Linked DNA regions of Homo sapiens: region 2 is linked to region 1. A link is a loop called in an ENCODE intact Hi-C map of the cell type or tissue named here. Cell type or tissue: adrenal gland. All regions are shown on one strand.

Region 1 (2,500 bases):
GTTGGGTGATACGGGGTCACTCACACCCCATGCATGGACCTTAGTGGCCCCATTTGTAAATCGAAGTGCTAGCCTTAAGTGATCTCAGGGATCACTGTTGGCCTCATGCTCTGGGGCCTAGCTTAATACAGGTCTTCTCCTGGTCCCCTTACAAATGCTGAAGCTGGGAGGCTGGGGGGTGGGGATTGGGCTGGGAGGCTTGAGGGTGGGGAATGGGGAATGGTTGTTCTGCTGTAGGGCAATGTGACTGCAGCAGGGCTAAGCCAGCCACTTGTCCCCCCAACCCCTCGCCCCCGGCCTCAGGACAAGCAGTCGTGGCAGAGTGAACGGGAGATCTTCAGCACACCTGGCATGAAGCACGAGAACCTGCTACAGTTCATTGCTGCCGAGAAGCGAGGCTCCAACCTCGAAGTAGAGCTGTGGCTCATCACGGCCTTCCATGACAAGGTGAGCCACACCCATCAGAATGGACTCTGAGAGGAGATGGAATGTCCCCTTGGTGGCTCTCCATAATATGATGACCCCTTCCCTGTGGAGGTGTCCACCATGAAGTACTCTGCCCCGGTAGCACTATCCACTATGGGGTTACTCCTGCCATAGGTGTGGACATTGGTTCCCCTATGATAGGAACCTCTCACCCTGGGATAAGTTTTTATGATAAGAGTAGTGACTCCATGATTCCCACCCCTAGCCCTCCCTGCCTCCTGGCCTCATCCATCTTCCATATCGATTGTAGTAGCCTTCCAGGAGAGCAGCCTAGCCATTGGCCCACTGAGACTTCTCTGCCAGGGCTGGGCTGGGTCCTGTCCTGTACCCAGAATCTGTGCTCAAGTTCTGTGCTGTCTTCTCTCAGGGCTCCCTCACGGATTACCTCAAGGGGAACATCATCACATGGAACGAACTGTGTCATGTAGCAGAGACGATGTCACGAGGCCTCTCATACCTGCATGAGGATGTGCCCTGGTGCCGTGGCGAGGGCCACAAGCCGTCTATTGCCCACAGGTACCTGGGTCAGCAGGTGCCTTTCCTGCACTTGACCTGGAGCTGTGGGAAGGGTTGGTGGGCGAGAGCAGTGTCTGGAGATGTCTCAACTTCCTAAACATACTTACCCTGCTTGCTGTGTGTCCGAGGCAGCTGGGCACAAAACCTGGCCTTCCCACTGTGTCCTGGGGATGGCATGGCCTCCCAAGCTGGTTTTTGGTGCCCTCTAATGGCCACATGAAGTGCTGACTCCATTACTTTGGTTGGAGAGTTGGCTCAGTAGTTCTCAAATTTTCTAGTTTAGGATCCCTTTATACTCTTAAAATGACTTTTGTGTAAGTGGATTATGACTATTGATATTTGCTGTATTTGAGCACACCCACACATCCCATTCGCTGTCAGAGTGAGGACATCACATCTCATGTAGCCTCGGGAAAACTCTATGCTCCTAAGAGAATGAGCCTTATAAAAGCAAATAAATGAAAATAATTTTGACTTTATAGATTCCCTTGGAACAGTCTTAGAGATCTTCTGGGGTCCTCGAACCACCCTTTAAGAAACTCTGGATGAGCTCATCACTGTCATGCTTACTAAATGGCAGGCAGTGCTCTAAACACTTGAGAAGTATCAATTCATTTGACCTTCATTACCGCCCATTGAGACAAGTACTGTATTTCTCAGCTCTGTCTTGCAGATGGAGGAACAGTAGTACAGAGAAGTTGAATGACTTAGCCAAGGTCTTGTAGCTAGTTGAGTCTGGTTCTGTGACTGTGAGGGAGGGGAATGAACCTCAAATTCCAGCGTTCAAAGCTGAAGGGTCCCTGATGGTAATAACAGTAATGACATAGAAGGTAGACTGTATGAAATTGCCGTTTTTATAGGTCAAAAGGTTGAATGTTGTCTCTGCTATATGGCTCAACTTAATAGGAATACCTAGTAAGTATGCCAGGTGTGGCCCTAAACATTTGCACTTACCACTCAGTCGAATCCTCACAAGGCTGAGACAGGCACTGGGGAAACTGAGTACCACAAGTAGCTTTGCTTAGTTAGAGGTGGAGCTGGGTGCATGCAATAGCACCCTTGCTCCAGCCGGCCTTCATGGTGAGCTTGAGACCCTAAGGGGTCTCTGCAGGATCCTAGGAAAGCTAATATTAAATTCCTATTCTCATTCACATTCCAAATGCTGTAAATTCTTCTCAGAAAACTTGCATCCCAGGCCAGTGTGCCTGTCCACAACCCCTCTGAGAATATATGGGCTGGCCTTTGATAGTGTGGGGACTGGGACAGGGTCTGCCCAGCCATTAGGGTAGGTGTTGCTTTGCCAACCCTGGGGGAAGCCTTCCATCTGAAGTGCACTGAGGGATTCTCACACCCATGTCGGCGCCTGCAGCTGCCTGCTTGTGCTGCTTCACCTCTGCACCCCAGGTAGGGTGGGATGGCCTGGTCTGGGGCCTGACTCTAGGGCACAGACTCTAGTATCTTGGGAACCAAGGTGGGAGTTGGATCATGATGTTAAGCT
Region 2 (2,500 bases), 360 kb before region 1:
CCACTGAGGTGTGGCCAGTAGGCTAGTTGAACCTCAGTGACTGCGTGAACCTCAGTGATTCCTTGGTGACAGGTTGAGGGCAGCTCCAGTGCCAGCAATAGGGTGGCACAGAAGCTCATCTCAGTCATCCTGCAGGCACATGAGGGGGTGCCCTCCGGCCACCTGTACTGTATCAGCCCCAAGCAGGTGGTGAGTTGGGGTATGGGCTGGGAGCTGTCTGCATTGGCCGGCCAGTGGGCATGGGACAGTGCTAAGGCTGCTGTGTCTATGCCAGGTGGTCCCTGCTGGGGGCAGCAGTACCATCTACATCTCCTTCACCCCTATGGTGCTCAGCCCTGAGATCCTGCACAAGGTGGAGTGTACTGGCTACGCCCTGGGTTTCATGAGCTTGGACAGCAAGGTGAGCTCTTCCGGCCTGGGGTGGGGGCCGCAGCCACTGCTCCCTCCTGGGTAGCATGCTGCCTACTCAGCCCAGGGATCAGCTGTGATCAGACTTGGGCTCAGTAGGTGGAAAGGGAGATTCCAGGGAAGAGGCATCGCCTGCAGGACTTTGCGGTGGGACCCCTGAAACTGGACCTGCATAGCTACGTGAGGCCTGCACAGTGAGTCAGCTGGGGTGCCCCATCTCCTTTCATCCCCATGGGGTGCACCCTCACCAGGCACTGGTGGAGCCAGGCAGGGTTCTCAGAGCAAAAGGACGGGCATGGGTGGAGAAGTCAGCAGAGGAGCCCAGGGAAAGGCTGGCCCGAGGCTGGATGAGCAGAGTGGGGGCAGCCAGAAGGCCCCAGGCGCCCGGCTTGCCCCAACAATGCCTATTGCTGGGCAGGCTAAGTGTGGAGCTGGACTACGGCGGCAGTATGGAATTCCAGTGCCAGGCCAGTGACCTCATTCCCGAGCAGCCCTGCTCTGGGGTGAGTGTGCTGCCACCCTCTGGCCCTGCCAGCTTACCTGGACCTCAGATGTCTCTGTGTGCCCTTGTGGGACTCAGGCCTTATAGTCTGAGCCCAAATCCCCTCCCCCAGCCCTCCCAGCCCTACCCTAGAGCCATGGGGTTGAAGAGAGAGACAAGATGCATTCCCTGCCTCCTACCTCTGTGGCTGCCCAGGTGCTGAGTGAGCTGGTGACCACCCACCACCTGAAGCTGACCAACACTACAGAGATCCCACACTACTTCCGGCTTATGGTCTCCAGGCCCTTCTCCGTTTCTCAAGATGGGGCGAGCCAGGACCACAGAGCTCCTGGCCCTGGCCAGAAGCAGGAGTGTGAGGAGGAGACAGCCTCAGCGGACAAGCAGCTGGTGCTCCAAGCACAGGAGAACATGCTGGTCAGTGGGGGAGTCTGCAGCCCTTGCCTCGATGGCACACCCTCACATGTGTACAGACAGCACCCCTGCACGCCACCCTCAGGTGCTTGTACCCAGACGCAAACTGCATGCCTGACCCTGCCATACCCTGCATGAACACTCGGGGGTGCACTCCCACCAGAGACACCACATTCAGCACCTCTGCACAAGTGGCTCACATGGGCATGGCCACACCAGACGTTGTGTTCACATACATGCATGCACGTGCTCCATAAATGTCCCCAGACTTCCCTTTCCCTCTTAGTCCCCACTGCTGAGATGCTGGTGGAGGCTGATGCATTCCTGTGAGCACCTCCCCTTCCCACACACACAGACTCCGTCCTCCTGTGCAAGCTCAGGGTTTGTGTCCCAGCTCAGGTGAGCCCATGGGGTTGCCATAATTGTAAGACACTCCAGGTTCTAACGTAAAATTTCCTCTTCTGACTTATTCTCAGTGACAATTGGATCCTGGATTTTCAGAGTTGGTTAGGTAGGGGAAGGTCTTGGGAATGTCAGGACCTCACTGGAAACCATCAACTTCCTCTGGTCTCTGAGGCAACTGGAATGAGGCTGAGTGTGCGCACACCCATATCTGCACAGTGGGCTTCCAGGGTGTGCAGAGGCAGGCTGAGGGTAGACAGCGCCGCCCTGTCTCCTACTTCCCCTCCTGCTTCAGAGGCCCTCTTTCTTCTTCTCGGAGGGCTTCCCTTTATGCTGTGCTCCCTTGAGCTCTGCCAGGTCCTAGCCTCACTCTGCACATTTCTGGGTTGTCTCATCCATTTCCAGAGCCTCAGTGAACAGCCATATTATTTCTATCCAATGTATACTCCACTGTGTAGCGAGGGCCTGCTGTGTACTAGATGCTGTGCTAGGTGATGGTACTCCCCGAGGACCTCATCATGGAGGTCAGGGACACACACGGATCTGCAGAAGACAGAATGGCACCCTTGACCCACTTTGCGTTTGCTCCCTTCAACGAGCTAAATGGATGGGAAGGCCCAGAGCACAGCCAGAGGTTCCATTCCACCAGAGCTTCCAAGGAGACACGGCGGTTAGCCACCAGGCATTTAAAAGTCCTTGGCAGCTCTGGGGAAGCCCAAAAGTTCCAGAAAAAGGACATCACATAATTAATGGTGCTGCATCTCACCCTCCATGCGC

Evidence for each region. A loop is a pair of places that touch in the nucleus more often than their neighbours do. Peaks named below come from ENCODE experiments on the same cell type or tissue, not always from the same donor. Only the 100,000 strongest peaks of a DNase experiment are listed, where the experiment ranks them.
Region 2: a loop joins it to region 1, with 2.4 times the contacts of the local background. A loop is called at or near these places in 60 of 110 quality-filtered maps.

What each region holds. Positions count from the first base shown.
Region 1 is chr3:38,478,825-38,481,324 of GRCh38, forward strand. ACVR2B (activin A receptor type 2B) reads left to right here. Exons shown (of 11, transcript NM_001106.4): 6 at 304-447; 7 at 854-1,002. Among named protein-coding and RNA genes, the nearest start is that of EXOG, 16 kb to the right of the region's middle. In adrenal gland, a CTCF peak has its summit at 1,221 (motif pointing left); a DNase peak (open chromatin) is centred at 927; H3K27ac peaks cover 501 bases.
Region 2 is chr3:38,116,701-38,119,200 of GRCh38, forward strand. It overlaps DLEC1 (DLEC1 cilia and flagella associated protein), which reads left to right. Exons shown (of 37, transcript NM_007335.4): 29 at 73-189; 30 at 275-400; 31 at 508-602; 32 at 827-911; 33 at 1,106-1,324. All of the region lies in intron 1 of LOC105377033 (a long non-coding RNA gene), which reads right to left. Among named protein-coding and RNA genes, the nearest start is that of ACAA1, 19 kb to the right of the region's middle. RefSeq lists an enhancer at 568-1,526. In adrenal gland, a CTCF peak has its summit at 1,453; a DNase peak (open chromatin) is centred at 1,471.